Regions from separate parts of the Homo sapiens genome. Here region 2 is linked to region 1. A link is a loop called in an ENCODE intact Hi-C map of the cell type or tissue named here. Cell type or tissue: heart right ventricle. All regions are shown on one strand. Each heading gives the region's core, and the rest is flanking DNA. Links, peaks and the distances in the headings are about the cores only.

What was found. Hi-C counts contacts between places; a loop is a spot of excess contacts. Peaks named below come from ENCODE experiments on the same cell type or tissue, not always from the same donor. Only the 100,000 strongest peaks of a DNase experiment are listed, where the experiment ranks them.
Region 2: a loop joins it to region 1, with 2.4 times the contacts of the local background. A loop is called at or near these places in 1 of 110 quality-filtered maps.

Annotation. Positions count from the first base shown.
Region 1 is chr4:109,179,983-109,187,724 of GRCh38, forward strand. All of the region lies in intron 3 of COL25A1 (collagen type XXV alpha 1 chain), which reads right to left. LOC124900754 (a long non-coding RNA gene) reads left to right here and starts at 5,888. Exons shown (of 4, transcript XR_007058223.1): 1 at 5,888-5,950. RefSeq lists an enhancer at 6,438-6,965. In heart right ventricle, for the core only: no CTCF peak of the experiment used is centred there; DNase peaks (open chromatin) are centred at 4,509 and 4,819; H3K27ac peaks cover 2,500 bases.
Region 2 is chr4:108,960,786-108,968,527 of GRCh38, forward strand. The region is part of intron 8 of COL25A1 (collagen type XXV alpha 1 chain); the gene reads right to left. Among named protein-coding and RNA genes, the nearest start is that of ETNPPL, 200 kb to the left of the region's middle. In heart right ventricle, for the core only: no CTCF peak of the experiment used is centred there; no DNase peak of the experiment used is centred there.

The sequences.
Region 1 (7,742 bases), core at 3,427-5,926:
CACCATGTGGTTTGGGTAAAATGTTAACACTCTGCTTCTAGTATACATCAATGTTGTTAGAAGCATAAATATGTTAAAATGGAAATACGTCTGGTTAGAGTGAAGCCTTCATTTTAATGCATGTGTTTATTATCTTGCTCTCAGAGTTTATTTGGAGAAGAAGAAATTTAGGAAGATTAAAATGTAAATAAACTGCTTGTAGAGGTCAAGTTAATTAGTAAATACACACAAATGACCATAACATAAGACCTTTGGCAACACTGCCAAAGTAGCCTCAAAACACAAAGCTGATTACTGAAATAATTTTGACTCTGAAGTGCAGATAACAAGTTAAATGCATAAAAATTCAGGTTTTTATTTCTCTATCTCTGACAACTAGTTATTTTAAAACTCTAAAGGATAGTAAAGTTTATTCATTTATTTATTTACTCATTTAAATATTATTATAGAGAGTTGGACAAGCTACCTAACCTCTCTTTGCTTCTGTTTTCTAGTCTGTAAAATGGGGCTAAAAGTTGTATCTATTGCACAGGATTGCTGTAATAATTAAATGAATTACTGGATAAAAAATACTTAGAATAGCACCTGTTACAGATGATGATGGTGGTGATAACGATGATGATTATATAAGGGCTTTCAGAATTCAAATATATTTTTTAAAAACCAAAAATTTATATTAAGATTTATAATATCCATTAAGTTTATAGATTTCCATTAAGTTTATAAAATAAGCTTCAAACCTACAGTTTTGAGGCTTGAAGGAAGAGTCCATTGAAATAATGTCAGAAAGGGCTGCAATTTTAGAAAATAAAAGCAGCTTTTGCAAGTTACTCACATTTTCAATGAAAAGATTAAATATTCATTGGCTAATTATTTAGTATTTATAAAACACAATATTAAAACATGATTTGATTCATGTTTGTGACATTTCTAGAGATATATCTTTTTTCTGAAGAAGAGGTAGAATCAAATATATAATGTCATAATTCCTGACACCAATATCACCTATGCAATGCAAGTTTGCATGAAGACATTTGTGGAGGTCTGCATTGAGCAAAGTGGGCTCTGTCCATCAGGAAGCACTTTCTCACTGAGCTTCAGTGTCATTAAATTACAGCACTCCTAAAAACACATTTTTAAAGCTTTTCACAAGCCCACCAAGTTTCTGATAGCCTGTTCTACTTTATGTTAATCCTCTGGTTCTAGAATTTTATATGTATATGATTGGGGTGGGGTGGAGGAGACTCCCTTGAGGATCTGAAAAAGCTATGGATCATCTCCCTGAAAATTCACTTACACGTATCTTTTACATTCAACTTCAGGGACTTCATGGACCAGAGTTCCATCCATAGAACTCACTATTCTAAATGGCGACTATTTGATTTTACCCTGAAATTAAATTTAATATTTCAGTAAAACATCATATGCCCATATGAAATACAGATGAAATTAATTAACACAGATTTAATTTCTATGTAAAGATATCAGATTATATGGTTATATATATTTAAAAATATTGCTGTGTATCTTTTGAAAGTAAAGAACAATAGCTAAATTTCCAAACAATATACCGTATTAGTTTTTAAATTTTTCAAATTGACAGATAAAAATTATGCAAATGTTTTGATGTACAAATGATGTTTTGAAATGTGAATATACTATGGAATGGCTAAATTGAGCTAATAATTAACAAATGTATTACCTCACATACTTATTTTGCTTTGATGAGAACACTTAAAATCTACTCTCAGCAATTTTCAGGTATGTAATACATTGTTATTAACTATAGTCACCATGTTGTATAATATATCCCTTGAACTTTTCCTCCCTTCAGCTGAAATTTTATACCCTTTGACCAACATCTCCCCAATCCCCTCCTGCCCCTAGCCCTTGATAACCACCATCCTACTCTCTGTTTCTATGAGTTCAACTTTTTCAGATTCGACATGTAAGTGAGATCACAAGGTATTTGTCTTTCTGTGCCTGCATTATTTCACTTAACATAATGTTTTCCAGGTTCATTTATGTTGCCACAAATGCCGAATTTCCTCCTTTTTATAGGCTGAATAGAATCTCATTGTGTATATAGGCCACATTTTCCCTATCCAGTTATCCATTGACAGACACTTAAGTTGATTCCATATTTTGGCTATTGCAAGTAATGCTGAGATGAACATGGAAATGCAGATATCTTTATGAGGTGGTGATTTTCTTTCCTTTGGTGTACACTCAGCAGTGGGATTGCTGAATTATGTGGTAGTTTGACTTAATTTTTTGAGGAACCTCCACACTGTTTTCCACAATGGCTGTTTTCCATAATGCCAAAATTTATATTGCCACCAACTCCGTACCATTTTCATGGCTGTTTGTTATTGTTTTCAATTGTGTAAAGAACAGAGCAGGAAGCATGTCAAGAGAGTCTATTCATTACTAAGGAAGGCAAAGGGTAAACTACAGTATGATTATATTGATCCCATCAGCTACATAATAGTATTTGAATAAGATATCCTTCATTTAAAAATATGTAAGTGTTTAAAAGTATAACATTTAGTAAACATGGTAAAGGTTTCAGCAATCTTCTGGTGAATAGGTACTCTTGACATCTCACATCTGTTCCAACAGAGTACTAAAGAGCCAGGAACGCCCAGGTAAGAGCTGAAAACAAAATTCATTTAGATAGCACTACATAAAATTTATATAATCTTCCTATTAAACAAAACTGCGATGACAGACATTTAACATTCCCTCACTTTATGCGTAAGTGACTGAGGTCACATCACAAGACCATTAGAATTAGAGGCAGATATAGAGCCCTGGTGTCTACCCCAGCAGGTGTTAGGATAAATTACACTTGCAGCCTGAGAACTTTTGATGCTACAATATAAGGGGAAAAAAGGTTTCCTATTAACCTTTCAAGTTTCAAGCTGCTTTTCTGAGAACAATAGAGGTCATAGCACACACACACACAAAGAATCAGCTTTGCTTTATCAAAATCCTTTTTGTTCCCACTTCACTGCTCATTATTCTTCCAATCTTTTTACCGAGGCATCAGAAATATTTTAAACTAGGATTAGCCTAGTTACTTTAGTTACATGCAACCCTTAGAACTATAATGTATTAGCCATATATGACATTAACCTCAGTAATATAGTGTCAGAGAGAGAAGCCTCCCACCCCATCCATGTCCACAAACACATTAAAGGAAATTTTAAATTAAATTAACCCAACCAGCATCTCCACCAGCATCCTGATGATATAATATCAAAGACTCTGATGCTTTGCTCCCATACCCACCTGCCAAAAATCTACAAAGGAGAAAAAAGAGAAGACAATGAAAAAAGAGAAAAACTGAAGACAAAAAGTTTGGACCCATACCAAATGATGAACACATAACAATTTAATAGATTATCACACCTCAACCCTCAGGAGCAAACAACAAGCACTTTTGTGATTCATGAGAAAAATGCAAAGACTTTTATTTCATTTTACAAGCTTGCCTGACTTATCTGTGCTTTTCTCTTTCTTCTTCCCATACTCCAAGTGATTTCAAATCTAGGAGGTAATTTTTAAATTGATTTGTAGATGTAGCAAGTGCAGTATTTTATCTTTGTATAGATCAAGAACTATAACGAGGTATTTCAGATTTCTGGGGCATCTTGAAAACATTAGAAATGATTAATGTGAAAAAATGCTACCAACTATAAAGCATTCTTTATCATTAGAAATAAATGATAAACCTAAAGGCAAACTTTATGAGAGAGGCACAACACGTATGCCCGTATGTGCATTTCCCTGGCTGGCTTTTAATAATAGCTAAAATATTGATAATAGCATCATGATTTCCAGTGTCCAAGTTGAAAGGTAAAGAATAAACTGATGTTTAAACTTAAAATATTTATGAAGCCCATATTACTTATACCTTTAAAACACACACCAACTTCAAAAAAAAAAAAAAAAAAGATTGGGCTCCAGAAACTCTTTCAAAGGTCCTTTCACAACTCTCTTTGAGGCCTGCTTCATGAAAAAAATGCTGTTGTCCAAAATTTTTCAGCTTGGAGAATACAATGTTGTTATTGTCTTCCATTTCAGAGGTAGGAAAGCATACATTAGTTTTCTTGGCTCTAGGTTTCCATGACTGAGCAAGGATATGGCTTTGTTCCAGATAGCAGTTTTCAAGGAATTTTGCTTACAAGGAAGTGCTAAACCAGGCACTTTAATTAACATTCATATTTACTTTGTTGCTAAATGAAGGTAAAGATTCTGTTGGCATAGATGAACTCTCACTCCCATAAATCTAAAATCCCTCTAGAGGATTCTGCTCTGGGAAGAGAGTAAGATGCATTAACACTCCATTAATATCTTCCTTGGAAACATTCTTTCTAACATTTATCTCTTCATCATTTCCTGAATCTGTAATGAAATGCTTGTGCTGGCATCTAACAAAAGGATCATGTCCAGGGCCTAACGAAGTGTTAGACACCAAGGTAAGACGCAAGCCGGCTGCACTGGCTCCTAGTGTCGGATACACAATGGTACTTTCTAGACTATATTTAGCTCCAAAGTGATGGTCAGTAGCCCTAGGACTTAAGGCACAGTCTGAAAGAACTTCAAGTTCCAGGGCTGCCAGAACAAGTTAATCAGAGTTCTATTTTCTAGGTCCTAAGCCAGACACTGAGGTAATTTCCATCTGGACATCCTTTTCTAAAGGGAGAGACTTCCTGAAAGTGACATTCTGGAATCACATAATTTCAGGGCAGAAGAGCTCTCCGAGGTCACGTATAGCAGTTTCCTGTCCATTGCTTGAAATGCTACCACAATATTCCTGCCAAGTGGCTCCCATTCAGAGATGAGGAACTCACCACCTTGTGAGGAAACTCATTCCTTATTCAACAGCTCAAACTATTACAAAGCTCCTGTTTTAGTAGAGATTAAATCTTTCTCCTGGGGAATCCCATCTCTTGATCCTGATTCTGGCCTCCAGGGCCCCCAGAACAAGATGAGTCAGTGGAAAAGTTTCACTAGCATAACTTGGTTTGTTTTTTGAAATTCAAAGATGTGTAGAAAAGAAAGTGTTGTGAGCAGTCAAGAATATTGTTAAGGTTGAAGAAAGGCATTTTTGAAGGCTTAAAAAAAGTATGGCTAGCTTTGCTTTTTCCCTAATTATGTATTTCATAATCATAGCTTTACTTCCCCTAAAATTATTCATAAGGCAGTCAAGGATAAGGAAATACTTGTTTATGATAGTTTTACTTGGATTAGGTAAATTGAGTCCTTGGGATACACCTAATCTCTGGGATAATAATAATCATCATTTTCATACATTGAGCACTTATCCTTATAAACAACATTGTGTTCAGTGCTCTATGCAATAGCTGAAGCATTACTGTCCTCATGGTACAAAGGAGAAAACTAAGACTCAGGAAGAGTAAATAACTTCTCTATGGATAATCAGTCAGTAGATGAGCCACAGGTTCAAATTCAGATCTGTCTGATTCCTAAGCTAAATTTATTCTGCTATTCAAACCTTCCTGTCTATTTTTTGGAAAGAATTTCTATAGCACTATCAATCCTCTTTAAAATTAGAAGGTACTACGAGTCTGTTAAGGATGGAATATTGGGGCCTTCCCCATTCAAATGCTAAATCCCTAACCCCCAGTGTGGCTGTATTTGGAGATAGGGCTTCTAAGGCAATAATTATGGTTAAATGAGGTCATAAGGGTGTGGCCCTGATCTAACAGGATTAGTGTCCTTATAAGAGTGTGCTCTCTCTCCCTCTCCCTTTCCCTGTCCCACTTCCTCCTCCATCTCCCTCTCTGCCTTTCTTCCTCTCTCTCCCTCTCTCCATCACCAGAGCACACAGCAAGAAGCCAGACATCTGTAAGCCAGGAAGACAGGCCTCCTCAGAGACCCCACAGGACCTAGATCTGGACGACTTCCAGCCTCCAGAACTGTGAGAAAATAAATTTCTGTTGTTTAAGCCACCCAGTCATAATACATAAATAAGTATTCCGTTGTGGCAGCGTGGGCAAACTAATTTAAAATCTTTCTATCATTTGCTAAAACCTACCAAATATATGAGAAAAGAATGGCAATGAGGCATCTCTCTTGCCAGGACCTTTTGTCATTCTTCCGACCTTCCAGCTGGGAATGAATGAGATGAAAGAGAAGCACGTGGAAATCTCCTTCCCATGGACCACGTGCTGACTGCTGTGCTTTAGAGAAACGACTCCAATTCTTGGTCGACTCTCTTCTTGGTAAATTGAGAGATCTCAATTCTAACACTCTAATATCCTATCTGCATGAAAACAAAACTTCTTCTAATCTTTCTTTCTCATCTTTTTTTGCATATATTTTTCCATTTTTCTCTTTTTCTCAGATATTTGTATTCTCTGGATTTTTAATGTAAACAAATTAGAAGAAAAATTATATAAATGACAGTAATGTTTCAGAAAAGAGATCTCTAGCTTTAAAGTTAATTTTGCTTGTGATCTCATCAATTACATTATTGTATGCTTCCTATAAAAGCATCCCAACACAACTTTTTTTTAAAGCATCTCGAGAATCTAAGAATGTTCTAGCAGTTTCAGGAATTCTTGAAAATCCAAAAAGGTCACTGAAGACATTGGAAGCCCTTCTGCGATTGCCTTTCAAGTGGTCCCCTTTCATAGCCTGACAAATGGGACAGGATCACTACAAAAAGAGACAATAAAATGTAGATTTCCCCACCTGGGGATAATTCTGAGTCCCTCTAAACAAATGTGAGAAGAATAAACATTTACATAATGTTTGCCTTCCAGATGTAAATAATCTGCTCCCAGGAGTTCATTTGATTAGAGAATGTTTCTGAGGAGGTCCAAGGTCATGCATTCGACATCAGCAAATGCTTTGCTCTCTTCTGTGACCGAAAACTGGACTAAAAACTGTATTCATCTAACTCACAAATTCAAACTATTGATGGTCTATAGCAAGTGGTATGAGAAAATAAATAACGAGCTAATGTAATTTGATCATTGTTACAGGGAACAACCCTTAGGGGTATGATTTGGGGTAATCATTGTTATTATTTTTCTATAAAAGAAGGCAAATGATTTAAATTATTTTCAAAATATTAATACTTGAAAGAAGGGAGAATCTACAGAAATTATTGTCATGCGATTATACCTTTTTTTAATAGTGACACAGAGTCGTGTTTTGTGTGTGTGTATTCTCTTGCTCTCTACACACACACACACACACACACACACACATAATTAACTTTTCCATCTTCTTCTCAAAGACTTCTCCAGGTTTCTTTACGTGTATTTAAATTAAGTAGATTCAGAAATAATTCATTAAGCATTTTAAGATGGATGTTCAGTCATTTGGCCTTTGCTAGTCTAACATGATTAAAAACATAGATAATGGAGCCACACTGCCTGATTGCAAATCCTAGCTGACACTTACCTATAAAACCTATGGCAAGTTATTTGACTGCCCTCTGCTTCAGTTTCCTCATTTGTAAGATTGCCTCATAGGGTTGGCACGAGAATTAAATTAGTTAATAAATGCAAAATGCTAAAAACAGTAGCTGGTACATTATAAAAGCTACAGAACTTGGTATTATTAATTCATACTTACGTAGCATATTGTAGCTTCAAAATGAAGCTAATAGACAGTTTTGAAAAATTATTTTTTTCTCAGTCCTCTGTGATTGGTGGCTTCATTTGATTGTAGTGTTATAATGTGATAATGCAGGCTGCAAT
Region 2 (7,742 bases), core at 3,193-5,692, 220 kb before region 1:
TTTTCAAGATTATCTTGAAAACGTGTGTGGACTCTATTTGGAAGTCAGAGCCAGTCTTTGATGCGATCATCAAGAACTTCCACTGTGCTTGCTTCCATCTCACTTTGCAAAGAAATATTAAGAATGATTTCCTTGCATGTTAAGGTATGCAAGGTAGCACTAAATTATTGTTAATTTACATTCTCTTTAATCCTGAAATGCTACACTGAATAGAAAAATACTTTTTAAAAAACAATTAATTAGAAGATGAGGAGCTTAACAATTTTTGTGCAAAAAGCTAAGGAAGATATATCAAGTTAATCTAAAAAGCTTCATAGATTGCTTTGAACATTCACCTATCTTTTCTTAACAGGAATCAGAGTATAAACAAGAATAGGTTCACATTTGTGCATGTTTAGATCTTGCATATGTGGAGAATCTGTATTTATGGACAACTCTGCTTCATAAAGACATTATTGGTGAGTGTAATTATGAGTAAGTATTCACACACAGAGATGTGTATATAAAATATACCTAGAGATAGACTAATTCCTATCAGTGAGAACTGAAATACGTTCACACACTAGCATATGGAATGAGATACAGTACAATATTTTAAACAACTGGCTATAAAAGGCAAGTGTTTGATAATTCTTAATATAAGAAGTAATTCATAAATCTTGCAAAAGGCAATCCAAAACGTATTATTTTGATTGTCTTTTGCAAGATTTGCCACTTAGTTTTCAGTCGCATATGATGACAGCATATGCAACTTCAAACTAAGGCACATCTCAGAAGGTTCTCCTGTTCTGTTCTGTTCTGTTCTGTTCTGTTCTGTTCTGTTCTGTTCTGTTCTGTTCTGTTGTTGTGTTGTGCTGTGTTGTGTTGTGTTTGGGCATCACTCCCTCAGTCACTTCCTTCATTCTGTACTTCCTACCTCACCAGTGGAAGAATTTCCCTTTAGCAGTCCCGGAAATATAACAAAGTGATGGCTTCCTTTCAATGATGACAAGGTCAAGATTTTGGCAAGAAATTTCAAGATTGGGCCACAATTTTAATAGTCTAGCTAAGTAAATTAAGTCAGCCTCTAAAAATAATAAGCCTGATGAAAGGCCAAAGTAATAAAAATATGTTTGAAAACAACTGAATGTATTCTTAATTAAAAATTTGATTGTATCTCCCTTAGATTTTTCTTCCCCTGCCAATAAACAGAATATTCAGGCTGACATGTTCTTTTGAAGACATCGCAAATGAGACAGGAATTACCACCTGTTGTTCTCTTGTCCTTCCTAATGTTACAGTTAGTTCCTGCCATTTCCCGTTGCATCCCACAGGCTTCAAGCCAGGACAGCACTCTCACTCTGCCATGGCAATTTCTCTCTCTCTTTTTGTTTTCCACCACCATTTCTCTACCTCGATTCTTTTTTTTTCTTTTTTTTTTGAGACGGAGTCTCGCTCTGTCACCCAGGATGGAGTGCAGTGGCAGGATCTCGACTCACTGCAACCTCCACCTCCCGGGTTCAAGCGATTCTCCTGCCTCAGCCTCCCAAGTAGCTGGGACTATAGGCGCTACGACCAGCCAGTTTTTGTATTTTCAGTAGAGACAGTGTTTCACCACGTTGGCTAGGATGGTCTTGATCTCCTGACCTCATGATCCACCCGCCTCGGCCTCCCAAAATGCTGGGATTACAGGTGTGAGCCACTGCACCCGGCCCTTAATTCTTAATTATAAGGAATTACTTTAGGCCTGAAGCTGACTAAAATACCTGTACTGAAAAGAGTATCCTATGTAACCAGTTCTTTGATGGTTTGGAATGCTACACTGGAGGTTTTTGATACTACCTTTCCATCACTGACTCTTGTCAACCAGATTCGTGCTAAATTCACAAGCTTATAAAGCATGATAAGAATGCCCGGAAGTTCTTGGTACGTGGAACTGTAAAACCAACAGTATTGTTATTATTATTATTATTACTATTGTCTATGTTTGTGTTAAATAATTCATTTGTGCTAATAAAACCCACTAGTGATCAATAAAGGTTTCTCTCAATATCAACATTTTTCAAGCAAAGTTTAACTGGCTTCTAAGAGATGAAAAGCAAACCTTCCTCACTCCCCCAAAGTCACTGTAGAATTACATTTGAAGTAGGGCCTTGCAACTGACATCCTTTTCCTACAAAGCCAGTCTTGTTTGCCAATTGTGATTTACAGGCTGTGTCTGCTACAGGGGGCTGCTGGACACATTAGTGCAGGTATGCTTATGAAAGGATGCTGCTGTCTGGCATTAAATGACTTTCCAGAGACCCATCTTGTTCAGACCTACAGGAACTGTTCTCCCTGAACATCATCTGTCAATGCATAAGCCATTATTCCACCCATTCTGAAGGGAAGAATCAAAAATATAATCCTGCCCTCCAGTCCCTTCTGTAAATCGTGATGCACCATTAAAATCTGCTGTTTTATGCTTTCTTGACTTCTATTTGGTTAATTCACTTCAAATATTTCCAGTTGCAACTATAATTCTATATTAGGGAGTGATACAAAAATAATGGTGGTAATAATGTTCAATTTTGTTAGTGTAAATTGTTTATAAATTGCTGTATTTTCTATCCACAATATGTTCATTATTCATGGGTATTACCAGCTAAAGTATAAATTGGATTTTTTTTGTCCATTTCAAATACAGGTTTTAGTATATTTACTAAAAGCCTTACATTCTCTATATAATATTGAAAGTCATCAACCCCAAATCGACCTTCACATTTTAGCATATGCTTCCATTGTAGGCGTTAGTGCAACTCATGGCTCTACATTACATGAATTAATAAATCTAAAAATCTTATATTTGGATTCAAGTAAAAAAGCTTGCTTAAATATAAGACAAAGAATAAAACCTTCCGTATAGTTTCATGTTTGAGAGAGGATTATTAATATATTACTTATCAAGGAAGTCTTTAAATTATGTAACCAATATTTTATAAAAAGCAGCACTTGTAAAAATCCCAACAAAAGAAATATAAATGGAATAATATTAAATATATACATATACAAATATATTCTCTTTCGATTAAAATATGTCATTCTACTTAATTTCAAGAAAAATGTGAAATAGTGCCCCTAAGCCTGAAAAGATAAGGCATACATCCAGGGATATATGTCACATGAAAAAGTAAGAATAATATTGCAGTTTACATGAACAATAAGCAGAAAAGTGTGGACAAATGAAATCTCTTTACTCCATAAAATGGAAATAATTATTTACATATCATATGTAAATAATATCATAATTAAATAATGTGAATAATTTAATTAAATAATGTGAATATTAAATTAAATTAATAAATTAATAAATAGTAAATAAGAAAATTAATTAAAATAAATAATGTAAATAATCAAATAATTATTTACATATGAAGGTCACTGTACTCAAAAGACAAAAAGGAAATCCAATCGTTATTTAAACTGGTTGGTATCATTTTCCAGGATTTCTTGTCAGAGGATGTGCTTAGGATTGGATTTTGGCTTTGGTTTTGATTTTAATATCTCTGTGGTCATTAATAGAATTTTCAGTTAAAGGCTCACATCTCAGGCATTTCACTACTATACTATTTTATATATATAAGCATTTTGCAAAATGTTCCTTCTTACTTTCATATATTTTGTATAAAAGTTTACTCAACTGAATTACTATATTTATTCAGTAGGGATAGATTTACTTACATAATCTTTTAAGGACATATATACAAGATTTAAAGTGACATAATATAGGTAGAGCCATTATTCCTCATCCTTTCCAAATCTCTTTTTTTCATATTTGATGAGCCCAGCCATTCAACCACTAACACTGAGATAAAATTTACAACACTGAATTCCAAGGAAATATTGTCAACACATCTACCATTGTTTGTAAAAAATAATTTATTTTCTAAATTGACCGATATTAGGACAAATTTACAAATATTCCTGGGTTCAATTCAATGCAACAACTTTTTAGTGGGTTGAAGTATGACACAGAACACTCTAAAGAGAATTCTGATTAGAAAATCCCTATGATAAGAACATGTGCAAATCTTAATGAGCTTACTGTTTCCATGCCAGCTTCTGAATCTGGAAAGTGTTAAAATAATTTTCTCATAATTTATTTCTTTCCATTGTGTTATATCCATTCCCTTTTCTCAGGCAATACATTCAGTACCCAATGAGTAGTATATTCATTAAGGCTACAGAGAAAGGCAAGGGTTAAACAAATAAGGACATCAAATTAATATCCAGGCCTAAATGTTTTAGCAGAGCCAAAAAATCTTTAATCATTCAAGTCAACAAAGGTTAAGATAATAAAATAAACTTCTAAATGCTTTCCTTTTCTGGAACTTAATCTGTCTTGCCAAAGATGTTTTTAAGATGCTATCAGTTTTGCATAGTCCCAGCTGTTATGAAAATTTACTCGAATACACTAGGAGGAGAAAGGAATTTTATGAAAATGTGAAGCAGAGCTTCTGGGTGGCTTATTGAAACTGTGAGAGCTTAGGACTCATTTAAAACCAGCTGTTGGCTGATGATGTCGAGACCAATAACCACTAAATCTCCTATTTATCAGGACTCTGTGTTATTTGGCAAGGTGATAGTAACCAACTGATTAGAAGATTAATATATAATCAAAAGATAACTTCATGACGTTTCTTCATTTTATTGCCTAAGTTTGATTAATAAATTTGCCACAATTTCAGAAAAACATAGTATTCCATTTTAAAAAGTCATTATTAAACATTACAACAGCTTTGCTTATTTTTAAGGCTATGTTTTTAAGTCACTAAGATAGAGAAAAGAAATATGAGCCATTATCATCAAAGCCCTGGGTGTCACTGTGATTCCAGGGCTATGGTTCATGATGAGGGCAGAGGCTCTTATGAACTGGGCAAACAAAAAGCCCTCTTTAATGATGAAGAGAGACAGCGGTAGCAGTAGTGGGTGTAGATGACAACGGGAGAAGCATTAAAAGTCTTGAGACTTTTACAGTTGACACTGAAGTTCTGTTACTGATAAAGAAATGAAGTTCATTTTTTTGCAAAGAGGGACTTAGAATAAAAGTGGAACAACAACATAGCTTATAGGTTATGCAAACTCAGCATTATGAAGAGCAGAAAACAAATTTCATCCATCTGGTTATCCTGAAGAAACAATTACTAATAGCAAGTATAAGCAAGATCTTGATATGCAATTTTCTTTTTAAAAAATTTTTAAGACTGGTGTGATAATATATACAATTTTCGAATAGGTGCTATTGAGTTGAGAAGTAAAATCTGTATTATAACAAGGTAATTGGGTGTTCTTACAATCCTTGGAGGGGGGCCAACATTGCCCTGCCTCTCTTTGCTCCATATAGTGAGTTCTAAGGTATTACTCAGTGACATACAGTTTCTAGGGTATTACTATGTGGTGATCATTCATTCACTTATGTTTTGGGGGGTATTACTATATGGCCATTCATCCATTCATATGTTTTCTGTTGGGTTGACAGTGTGTGGCCTGCATAAACTGAGTCTATCATAATTACAAAGAAAAAATATCCACCTATTTGTGCTTGTGTTCCCCAGCTTTTTCAGTCTTATTCACAGAGGCCTGGGATTTTCAAGTTGAAAGGGTTCCTAGCAGCAATCTGGAGGCAGCTTGATAGCAGGATTTGAAATTGGCGTTGAGTCCCAACACTGTCTTTTGGTAAATGTATGTGAAAGAACTTGAACAAGTCACTTAATCTGCTTGAGTTCAATCCTCATCAGAAAAATAAAAAATCATAATAAAGTTGGCCATGCGCAGTGGCTCGCACCTGTAATCCCAGCACTCAGGGTAGGCTGAGGTAGGCACATCACTTGAGTCCAGGAGTTCGAGGCCAGCCTGGGCAACATGATGAAACCCTGTCTCTACTAAAAATTAAAAAAAATAGCTGGGCATGGTAGTGTGTGCCTGTAGTCCCAGCTATTCGGGGGACTGAGGCAGGAGGATCACCTGAGCCTTGGGAGGTTGAGGCTGCAGTGAGCCGTGATTGTGGCACTGCATTCCAGCCTGGCAACAGAGTGAGACCCTGTCTTAAAAGAAAAGAAAGAAAAGAAAAGAAAAAAAGAAAAGGAAGGAAGGGAAGGGAAGGGAAAAAGGAAAGAGAGAAAAAGAGAGAAAGAAAGAGAGGAAAGAAAGAAAAAGAAAGAAAGAAAAAGAAAGAAAAGTTTTATTAATACGTGTTCTACTAACTTACAGCATTACTTTACAGGATAAATGAGAGAATACATGGAAAATGTAGTCTGTAAATACCTAGGTTCAAATTCTGGTTCTGCCAGTGAGTGATTATTATTTTGGACAAAATATTTAAATTTTCTAAGTCTTGGTTTCCTCATCCATTAAATGAGAATAATAAAAGTAAGTATTTCATAGGGTTGTTGAAATAAGGTGTGACATCATAGAGTGATTGGCGTATTTTAGGAACTCAATTAAAGTATCCTTATTGTTATTATTTCAAACACAGATATTTCTGTAACCCCTATCATTTCACATTAATGTTGATGACTTTATAACAACTACCTTATTGATAGGGAAGCAGTCTTGTTCACTGAAAACAGAACAAACTAGAAGCTGAGAAAGCCAGGTTTAAATCCCATTTCTACCACTTACAATTTATGTCAACTTGGGCAAGTTACTTTACCCCATATTCCTCATATGAAATATGGGAAGAAAAATCAGGTATGGTTTGTTGAGAGCTTATTACAGATTTTTTCATATACTACTTTATTAATCCTGATCATAATCATAGATAGTGGTAGTTAGAATTTGATCCCTGTCCAGCCTGACTTCAGCCCATGTGGATAATCATTTTACTCAACTGCATCCACTTTTCCCGTTTTCCTCCCTGATAATCTATCTCTCTGCACTATAGTAAGGCTTAGAGATGATGTATGCAACTTACCTAGAAAAGTATCCAGCAAGTTGTAAGACTAAGCTATAGGCAATTATAATTATTATGTGAGGTCTTATTTCCTAGTCCAACTTTCTTATTCAACCTAGGAATCCCCGACAACTTCCTTTCAGCAGGTTGTGTAATCTCTACTTAAATACAAGGTAAAGTCATAGCCTCAAAACTTTGCAATACAAAGCTATGAGGATGAAATAAAGAGAATCAATTATCTCTTTACGCCCGGATACTCTATGCGTGGTGACCGACAGCACAGATAAAGCACCATCCCAACCCTAAGCCTAAAGGCCTAATGAAATGCAGTGTTTGGAAGAATGAATTAAAGATTAGTGGCAAATCTGCAATGACATCTCCCCAGGAATCAAGGCGGGAAGTACAATTCTTATGTCAGGATGCATTCATTTGTGGAAATCTAACACTCAGTGCCTCGTAGAATAAAACCAAATGATATTTGTGGTTATTATATTACACCTAAAACTGTAGGCCTGAAATTGGTTCAATGTATACTGAAAGAAAGTTAATGCCGAAAAGTTAGCCCACTTTCTCCTGCATTAAATCATATGCCATCAACTGTATTCAAAGACGGTCAACTTTCCTACCATTACCTTTTAACTTCTTGCAATCTGACTTCCACTCTCACTACTTAACAAAAGATATTCCTTTAATAGCCCATGACTCCAAAACAGCAAATCCAAAGGCTTTTGAAAGACCTCATCCCTGAGGCTCTCTTTTTATTCAGAATATTATATTGGCCACTCTTTTTTTTTTTTTTAAGTAGTTTTGTGTGTGGTGTTCACACAATGCA